Regions from separate parts of the Homo sapiens genome. Here region 2 is linked to region 1. A link is a contact called in ENCODE Hi-C or POLR2A ChIA-PET data. All regions are on one chromosome and are shown on one strand. The core of a region is the stretch at or near the end of the contact, and the rest is flanking DNA. Distances in the headings are between cores, read along the strand shown.

Region 1 (5,291 bases), core at 2,121-4,620:
TTTCTATATTATTAATAGTAAAAACAACCAAGATTCAGGTGATAGCAGCTTTGGCTGATCAGGACAACTTAAAAGATTTTGCAGATGAGCTGGCAAAGGTCCAAGCCCCAACCAAGGGGATTCTTCGATCGTGCAAGTCCTAGGGACACTGTGCTCAGTTTATCTTCCTAGGACAAGGTACTCATTACCCAAATGTTCAGACTCCTGACCTTTGCCAAGTGAGTCATATATCCTATCTCTATATAGATACCACAAAAGGAGTGGAAAAAACTGCCATACAAGCCAATTCCCTAGGCTGAAGGCAGAAATTACTTAAATCCCATTCTGACATCTTTCTGCTTTGAGTTTTAAGAGAAGTTTTCTTTAAAACAACTAGTCTGTTCCTATCTTACAGATAATGTGACTCTTGTGATGTTTTCCTTTGGCCACCAGGAATCCCTGAGCCAAATGTTACAGGCCAAATCTAGCAACTGGATTGAACTTAAAGATTCAGTGATGATATCTGAAGAGTCTTAGCGTTTGTGTCGTGTTTCCTAAAACAAAGACTCCATCATAAGCCATGTGAATTCCTACTTCAGGACGGACAAGAGTCAGAAGTGGTAATACAGGGAATGGCATAAGTGATTTTCCCTTGACACTACAGATGCGTTCTGAACCATATTTTATGACACCTGACAAAGCAGAATTTGTCAAGCCTTGTTTAAGAGTCCCAGTTGGAGCACCCAGTTGGAAACCCCATTTGCCATTCAATTACCCATAACTGTCAATAGTGTTGATTTTACAATGTGTGGTTTTGAAATAGATCTGCACAAATTCTGGTGCCAGGCACCAAGAAATGGAAATCAAAATAAATCTGAGGTTATATGAAATAAATATGCAATAGCAAAAACAAGTTTTTTAAATAACTGCCTTTGCCTTTTGTTTTAATTCATCTAACTTAATTTCAGGGGCAGAAAAACAAGTCAAGTTTACAATGACTTTCAGGCTGTTAGACCCTAATACTCTAAGTTGTTTTTTTCCAGGATTTTGCTTTTCATTCAACAACAAATTGTTTAGCAACTAATAACTGGTCTGAATTCTTTCTGCCTATCTAAAAAGTAAAAATATGGAAGTTGATGACTATGATTAAGCTTTTTAAAGTAATGAACCAGATTAACAAATCACTATACCATCACGAACTAATCATCATATACAGAATAATTTCATAATCTGCCCACTCCTTTTTGCTTTTACATAACAGGAAGAGCTTGGCAGGAGATCTCTGGCAATACTTTGCGTGAGCTCACATCTAACAAGCTTGTCCCTTTAACAAGAGCAACATCAAGCCCCTGAGGGTGATAAATCAATTTCCTGCCCTCTCTGATCATACTGATTTTGTGTGTGTGTGATTAGACACCTCCCCAAGAAAAAAAACACCTTCATGGTCGCTGTTATGATTAGTATATTGAATGTTTACAATTCTAGGTGCAACTCATAGTAAAAATCAAATCACACGAGTTGTTGGGATCCCTGTAATAAATAGCTCCTTCAAGCTATTAAGGAGCAGGTGTAGCATTTGACTACAGTTAAAGTGCTCTTAAACAATTCTACTTGACTCTCACACTGGATTAGTTACCCCTCACTCAGACATACTGATGCATGTGGATGATTAAGCAACTGCCCGCTGTCATTAGTATTAGCCAACCTAAGCTTGGCAACTCTGCTCCCATTAGTCAATATGCAATGCTTACCAAGACTCACTGTATTTGTCTCCAAACCTGCTTGTTTCCATTATTACATAATTTAAATAAATATTGAGTAATCAATGAAACTGGAGTCTGGAAAGAAAGTGAGCTGTTATTTCCACAAAACTAAATTGAATGCTTTAGAAAGACTTGATAAAGGTAAACAGTCTTACCAAAAGATTGCTGCAAAATTAGAGGTGGTTGAGACAACTTTAATATTCTTACGAGGAAAATGTAACTTAAAATGTGGAAGGATTCAGTATTGGGCTGCTTTGAAGTTTTGATGTTCCGGCATCACTTTAAAGAAATAAAGACTGGACATCGATGAAGGATTATGGGTGGGGCTTGTGCAGGAAAGACAAGAAATGGCACAAATCAGAGGACCCATATTCAAAAGAAAATTCCTTGACACTACATAAAACATTGAGAAATCCTAAACATTTCTGTTTCTAAAGTTAATAAAATGTTTATGGTGGGTATGTATACTGCTGAAAAAGTTATTTCCACCCTTAACCGATTCATCATTCATCTGAGGATCCCAATTCTACTGAAAGAGGAACTAAACCAAGGTCTGGACCCTCCAGTGCATTTCCTCCCTTTCCATGATGAAAAACGTTAACAAAACCAGAAGGGGAAAAGTTAGCCTTTGGTGAAATCTTGCCCTCCTTTTAGTGGCTGTCTCCTCAGGAGTCTTTGCTTCTCTGAGCCCTCAGGGTGGGGCTCCCAGTCCCACCCCTCTAGAGGTCCAAGCTTAAAGACTACCTCTTCTCCTCTCTTTACTTCCCACGTGCAGCCCCCATTATCTTAAGTCCAGGTATTCTCAGCTAGGAGTTGAGCAAAGCAAGGCAAAAGTCAACCCACACAGTAAGGTACATTTCTCTTCCCTAGGATGTTTTGCATTTCAGAAGGTCTATGTTCCACAACTGTAAATGCCTCCAGTTCAAGAGTATACAAAAGAGAAGTGAAAAAATTCAGGACCGTGGAAGGGGGGATATTTTGGAACTAGAGAGAGGAAGGAACATGTTAATCTTAAGACGAATTAGTTACAAATAGAAAGAATTAGACTAACTCCATCTGTTTTTGTTTGTTTGTTTGAGGAAGTGTTGACCTTTCCAAGCCAGTTTCCCTGTCTATAAAAATATGGATACCATCACCTGACTCACAGGATTAAATGAGATAATGAGCTGCAGAGTACCTAGTAGAGTCTAGGCACACAGCAGGTGCTCACCAATCATGGCTGCTTTTAGCAGTCTGTCTTCTCACATCCATCCCCACCCCACCCACAAGTGGCATTATTTTTCACATCTTCCTTCCCCCAATTTCTATACCCAAAGATTCTTTTAAAAGTAGCTAGGTCCCCTCCCCTCAATGCATCCCAACAGCGGCAGCCTCCAGTGTTCTGTTAAAAAGAAAGCTGTGTGGTGAACCGGCGGTGTTACTTGAAGATAAGCACTCCACCCTTCTGCACACTCTCAGGAGCTCAAGTACGGGACACTCAAAATGTGAATATCCGTTGGTTGATTTGTACTATCAAATTTACTCAAAATTAATGTGCAGTAAGATCAAAAGCAAAAAAAAAATGCTTCTTCTCTTTGCATGAGTACTCCCAACCCATTCTCTTCAAATGAATCATCATCTAAGATCTCTGATGTAGTTGCTAGATTTAGAGAACTTGTACATTCTTTGCAAATGGCAGATAACTGCCCTTGAGGAGATGGTTAGCAGCACTCTTAGACAGAGGACTCACTCAGTGTAGGGCACTCTGCAGGACCAGGTAGGATAGATACGTGGTCTCTGTGGGTGTCTAAGTTGTCACTCCCCAGTTCAAGGATCTAGAACCTCAAATCATACACATGCACAATAAAGCAAGATGAAGATGTTAAAGAGGACAGAAGAAACCAAGTATGGTTAGCTGGTCTTAGAAAGGAGACAGGCATGACACCAAAGCAGAGGAGAAGGCGTGCAAGGCAGATAAAGTCAGTTTGCTTTAGCAACATCCTGGCTACACACACAACTGATCACAGCTCACTCTCTCGCCGAGAGAGAAAATGCCTATGTTTAAAAGTTCTGAAGAACAAAGTGTCTGGGTTTATTTAGATGTCCACATCTCTTTGCCTCTGTGCATCTGAGTTATCTCTTCTGGATAAGCATCAGTTGCTATATATTGCTTTGGTTTTTCCTTTAGAAGACAAACACAAGTTGAGGAAGCTGCCTTTCCCGTTTGCCAATGATGATAAAATGCAACAGCTGTTACTTAAGCAACCATTTAGGTTTCAGAGGTATTGAAGATAAATCTGTTATTTCTTCTAAAGAAAAGCTTTTTCCTCTTGAGGTGTTAATTACTGATTTTAAATAAGTCACTAAAATCAAGTAAGTTATGTGACCTACGAAGGGCTGATGGTGACAGAATCTGCCTGAAATAGGTAGAGTGGCACCTAAGAACTCTGCCTCTAAGCCATTTCGCCGCTCTTCAGCATGTGACTTGGGAATGCCTTCTACTTATAGATACATTTCAAAAGGCTACACACAGAAAGTTTTCCGTCCCTGACTTTGTACTCTGGTGTGCTAAGATTTTAGTATATAGTTAATATCATTCTGCAAATTTTTTCTCTCAGTAATAAAGTGAGGCAGACAAGTTTGGTGGTTATTTTTCCACTCTCTCGGAGCTTCTTAAAAAGTAGAGGTCTTCAGAAAACAGTAATTATTCACGTGCAATGACAAAAAATAAATAAGCACACCATATAAAAACAATCAGGCTCTAAACAGATGTATAAATGCAGGGAGTAGACATCTAAAATACTTTCAGGAACTATCAGATGACTTCAAAATATGATCATATCATCAGATTTTGAAATATTAAATAATGAAATGAAATTATCCTAACCTTTAAAAAATATTAGCTTTTAATCCAAACTGGTTTATAAAGGCAATAAAATAATATTTTAAAAATTATTTTAATAGTACAGAGTTACTTAATCCAAAAGAATTGCAGAACGTTTGTAAGCAATTTGAAGCTAACAATACCGGTGTTGTAAGTTGGGATGTGATGTCATAAGTGAGAACTTTTCAGTGTTACTTCTCATGGGGGGAGGTTCTGGTAAGTTTTTGCTATATTTTGGTAGCAAGTCTTCTGAGAAATCAATGCATATTCAGTTCTCAATCAAACCAAGCCAAGAATAACAATTACTATCAAGCCACCACATGAAGAAATTAACCAAACAAGCTTAACAGTTCTCTTGTAATATGGCAAGTATTACCAAAGAAGCCTTATAAACAGAGAAGCAGTTTGTCTCTATGGAATGGAAAAAATATATATATTATTATTATTATTCAAGACAGTACCCTAATATAATAGACAGTTCTAGCTAGGAGTTGTATATAGGCCAAATTATTCAAAAGAGTAAGAAAAGAAATACTACTTATGGATATCAAATTCTTAAAAGTGACAGGTTATATGAAATGTCCAGGACCGGAAACACTTTAGAGACAGAAAGTAGATTAGTAGTTGCCTAGGGCTCGGTGTGGAAGTAGAGATTAAATGTAAAAAGATAAGAGAGGAATCTTATC
Region 2 (5,014 bases), core at 723-3,222, 140 kb after region 1:
GACAAAGTAACCTTTTCTCCAGAAAGTTTGGAGTATGGAGCCTGTACCTCCAAATCTCAAACCCTCCTACTGCTAAGACTACTCACCTGGGATGGTGTCAGAGATAAAATGTTGGGGTACTCAGCCCTCTACCCCATTTCATGATGCTAACACTTAATTTACTTAGCATCATCCTGTTTCTTTTCTTTTTTTTCTTTATATATATATATAGATATATATATATTTTATTATACTTTAAGTTCTAGGGTACATGTGCACAACGTGCAGGTTTGTTACATATGTATACATGTGCCATGTTGGTGTGCTGCACCCATTAACTCGTCATTTACATTAGGTATATCTCTTAATGCTATCCCTCCCCGCCACCCCCTGCCCGCCCCCATTCCACAACAGGCCCCGGTGTGTGATGTTCCCCATCCTGTTTCTTTTTGTGAAACCAAGGTTTCAGTGGGACTACATGCTGGTAGTTTTTGAAATAGGAATGTTGCCTGAGTGGAACAGTAGCTGCTTAGGATTATTCCCTAGGTCATAGAGCTTGTCTACATTGTACCGTCAGGAAGAATGAGGTTACAAAGCAGAATTCAAGAAGAGTGACACCTTCACTGTGAGAGCACAAAAGCCATCCAAGAAGATGGCTTCAACCATTTGCTTATTTACCCTACAAGTAACTAAGCTCAAACTGCATCTATTAAGCCATATGAATCCCATTACATATTAAATGTTTGGTCAGTTCTCAAGAAGGCACTGCTACTCAGGAGGCTGGGGCAGGAGGCTTGCTTGAGCCCAGCTATTCAAAGTTACAGTGAGCTATGATTATGCCACGGCACTCCAGCCTGGGCAACAGAGTGAGATCCTGCTCTGGAAATACAGAGATTAAACAAATAATAATAAGGTGCTGGATAAGATGCAGATAAAACCAAAGAGCTTATCAGGGGTGGGTGGGTGGGCTCACACCTGTAATCCCAGCACTTTGGGAGGCCGAGGCAGGCAGATCATGAGCTCAGGAGATCGAGACCATCATGGCTAACATGGTGAAACCCCGTCTCTACTAAAAATACAAAAAAATTAGCCGGGCGTGGTGGTGGGTGCCTGTAGTCCCAGCTACTCAGGAGGCTGAGGCAGGACAATGGCATGAACCCGGGAGGCGGAGCTTGCAGTGAGCCAAGATCATGCCACTGTACTACAGCCTGGGCTACTGAGTGAGACTCCATCTCAAAAAAAAAAAAAAAAAAAAGAGATAGCTTATCAGGGGTGCCTTCAGCATTCTGGACAGGACAATCCTTCATTAAGTGGGACCCTCCCACTCCCAACTACTGAAAGGTATTTAGCATCCCACACCCTCAGGACATTAAATCCTGATATACACACCCCTCATCATCATGACCACTGAAAATGTTCCCACACATTTCAAAACACCAGAGGAGAGGGATGACACCATTCCCCACTGACAACTTCTGTGTCTACTTAGTGGGATGGAATTCACATTCAGGAAATGACAGAAAACAATACTGATCTGGAGGTGGAACTGTGAGATAAAAGCTGTAAGTATCATTAAGTGGTCAAAGGCGATCCAAAAGAGTAGAGCAAGTTTTGATAAGAACAGGAGATGGAGACTTGTAACCTTCCCCAGAATCCAGTCCAGGGTTAAAGTCTGCCATGAAATGCCTTCTCATCAACACCCTGGATTTCCCCTACTTAAGCTGATTACATGAACTAATACAAGGAAACCACCGAACTCGGTGAGCAGCACATCCTACACACTTGGCAATGCCAACTTTTAAAACACAGGTATTGTTCCTGTCCTCCTGCTCAGGGCAAGCGTTCTTGCCATGTGGGCATCCAGGGAGGGCAGAACAGTGACAGCCCTGGTGAGCATGAAGGGCACTGCTGGCCTTCCCCTGCCGGGCTTCTCCAGAGGACTCAACCATAGGCCCCACCCATTCACTGCTGGACTGAGGAGATCTGACCCCTGTCTAGTTCCTTCCCGCCTGTGTCAGCTGTGGTCAAAGGGCCATTGTTCCCGGAAGGCCAGTGTGTTTTAGCCATCTAGGAACAATGCCCCTTGTTGATCCTCTGTGCTCCAGTTGAATAAGGTCATAGACTGTTTTCAACCTTAGTCACAATCAATATCATCACCTTTTATTGTATAGTGTTGGCATTGATATGTTTTCTGATAACATCTATATGCTCAGGTGAGACTGAAAAGGTCGGTGAATGAGCCATCTTTTATGGATCCTGTTCGAAATTTATTAATGACACAGTATACACTAAGTATTATATGGGACCTGATTCTCAAACTTATGGAGCTTATTTAAAGTACAAAGTGATCACTTTAAAATGCAGTTTTCTGGGCCTCTCAAATTCTGATTCAGTAAGTTGTGGGGGCATGAACCTGCAAATTAACCATCCCCACATGTTTCTGATACAGGTGATCCATGGGTATGCTTTGTGAAACACTGCCACAGAATGATAGTAAACTGAATTTAAAATGAGCATCTTCTTCTTGATGTTTTATATTCTATCTCCTTGAAATGGATCTTTCACTAGCAAAATAAACATTAAGTAAAAGTCCAATGGAAACAAGAAATCAACTTAATTATGAAAGAAAATTAGAGTCCCTGCTGTAAGGCTCATATATAGACATGATAAGCCTATGCAACTGAAAGTTTAATTTATGTGTATATAAAATTTACATTTTAGTCTGCATAAGAGAGTGGCTAAACAGAAAATGATTATTTATGTCAAAGCATACTGAATGTAATTATACAACCTTATATTTGAATATGCTCTACTAATTTTTCAGTATTTCTTACTTAATCTTCATGAAAGAATTATCTTATCTTACAATCTGATGACCTGTATTAGACTGGCATGAAAATTAAGGCATGAAAAGTTTATGCAACATGTTTAAAGGTCAATACAAGGACCTAAACATCCAGAAGGTGATGACATTTTCTGCTAGATTAGAAATGTCAAATAGGTTTCATGCCACATGCCAATTCACACAGACCAGTAGAGTACTAAGAAAGCCAGCCCAGGGGAAGGATGTGGTGATAAATTAGTAATAAATAGACTGGCTCGTCTGGCAGGTAAAAAAAAATGGTGGCATCTGTGCCACACCTCATGCTAGATATGCCAACTCTCAGAGTATTTAGCAGCACTTAAAATACTCACAATTACCACTACTCTCATTCTTTCACTCAACAAATATGAATAAGCATCCACTATATGCCAGCCACTAGACATATACCAACAGACTGCTATCAAGGGGGTCAATGTCATGCAATAAGGTGGTTTCTAACCTAAGGCTTTCTCTGACAAAATGAGATTTAAGGGGGAACTAAAGAAATAATTAAAGTCAACAATTTGAAAAAAGAGAGAGGAAAGTGGAAGTGAATGCTATCTCAGAGAAACCAAAACTAAGCCACCATGACTGGATTGAAGAGGGGGAACACGGAGGGCTGGGGATTAGTGGGCAACTGCCAGGTCATGCGAGTCACTAAGGTTATGAAATTATGATTTCAACTTAAGATCATGGGAAGTCATGGAAAAGTTGAGTCCTGCAGGTTTGTTTGTTTTTTGTTTTGGCTTTTAGGGGAAGGAGGTGAATTACCAGATTTCCATTTCATAAAGAGGGTGGAAAAGAGTCACAGTGAGTATGAATAGCAACTGCAGTCACCCAGGTGACTGGACCAGGAGGGTGGATTTGAGATACTTTTTGGAGGCAGAATCAACAGAAACTTGGTTTGGGAAAGAATACAGGGGATGACAGCATGGAAGACCAAGATTCAGCTCTGATTGAAGTGCTTCAGATACATTCAATTAGAAACTCCACAAGGCAACAGGACCAACCAGCGTTGGAGACCTTGGGAAAGGACTTTTGAAAATGTGGGGGTTTCAGGCACAGAAAAAGGTAAGATCCAAACAAAACACTAATTCTTTATCTTCTATTTTCCGATTCTAGTTAAGTTTTATAATACTTATGCTGTTATACTCATGAAGACTTAATCCAGTAGAGATGTTACCATGTAAGTCTCTGGTTTTCTAAATTATAGCACTTACTGCAACTTTTTACCTCTCAAAGCAACTTAATTCAAGCAACCATAAAACTCCTATTGAAAATGTTTCTTAAGGAGTACTGTACATTACTGCCTTGTATGGTATACCAACATAATTTCATCTTTCATTGACTATCTAATACATCATGTGACTCAACATCTGTATGAGGGGCATTAATTTTACCATCCAGGCTCTGTCTTCATGATGACTCGAGCTCTTCCCTGAAGGCCCCCTTCCTGTGTGAATGGCAAACACCTAGCTCAGCTTGCCAGGTCATCTTGCCATACTCAAAGCCCACAGAGAGTGGTTGTTAAGCTGCCCCACTTGGAGACAAGACCAGGGATGGGGCCAAGATCCTCGAAAATGGAATAAAAATGCTGGCCCCTGGCTGAGCCACCCACTCTGGGAGATGTTTGGGAAGGAAAAGGGGTTGTTTTGAGTTTAATCAAGAGAACCAGGGTGGAGCCTCCAGAAGTTACAATTAGCACCAAATTGCAGGGTTCATGCACTTTTAAAAAAAGGATTTTTATTCCTGGAGCCAAAGTTTTCTTTTCTGTTAAAATACAACCTCCTAGGAAGAAGGCACTAAAACCTCTGCCAGTTACTTCCACTTCGAGGAGCATGTTTGATTTTTTTCCTGCCAACAAGTTTTAATGGAATAGATGAGTATGCTGGTGTCTAGAAGGGGAAGAGGCTGCATGTCCCACTCTTTTGCCTAAAATCACCGTGGCAGGAACCATTATCTTTTCTTAAAATCCTCCACCAAAGCCACCACCACTAGCATCAGATTCTCATGACACACAGCTTTGAAGCTACAGCAACCAAATTAGACCTTCTCATGGGGGAAAAGAAACTGAACACAGTCACACTCTGTGACTCCCACTTTTCGTTCTTCAAAGACTTCTACGGCATAAAATACATGGAAACAAAATTTTCCAGGTTCTATGTCTCAAAA

Evidence for each region. Hi-C counts contacts between places; a loop is a spot of excess contacts on that map. ChIA-PET counts read pairs that join two places held with the same protein, here RNA polymerase II (POLR2A). Pooled maps may share reads with other maps.
Region 2: a loop to region 1 is called in a pooled map, with 5 times the contacts of the local background. The contact joins two enhancer-like sites. A Hi-C loop is called at or near these places in 8 of 50 pooled maps. POLR2A ChIA-PET finds 5 or more read pairs at or near these places in 4 of 52 experiments (activated B cell, activated CD4-positive, alpha-beta T cell, activated CD8-positive, alpha-beta memory T cell and 1 more).

Annotation. Positions count from the first base shown.
Region 1 is chr10:50,393,766-50,399,056 of GRCh38, forward strand. All of the region lies in intron 6 of SGMS1 (sphingomyelin synthase 1), which reads right to left. Among named protein-coding and RNA genes, the nearest start is that of ASAH2, 140 kb to the left of the region's middle. Within about 2 kb of position 3,371, at least 3 of the 41 ENCODE cell types and tissues checked have a DNase peak (open chromatin) inside an H3K27ac peak, as active enhancers do.
Region 2 is chr10:50,537,244-50,542,257 of GRCh38, forward strand. The region is part of intron 2 of SGMS1 (sphingomyelin synthase 1); the gene reads right to left. Among named protein-coding and RNA genes, the nearest start is that of SGMS1, 84 kb to the right of the region's middle. RefSeq lists a silencer at 1,306-1,600 and an enhancer at 1,593-1,802. Within about 2 kb of position 1,973, at least 5 of the 41 ENCODE cell types and tissues checked have a DNase peak (open chromatin) inside an H3K27ac peak, as active enhancers do.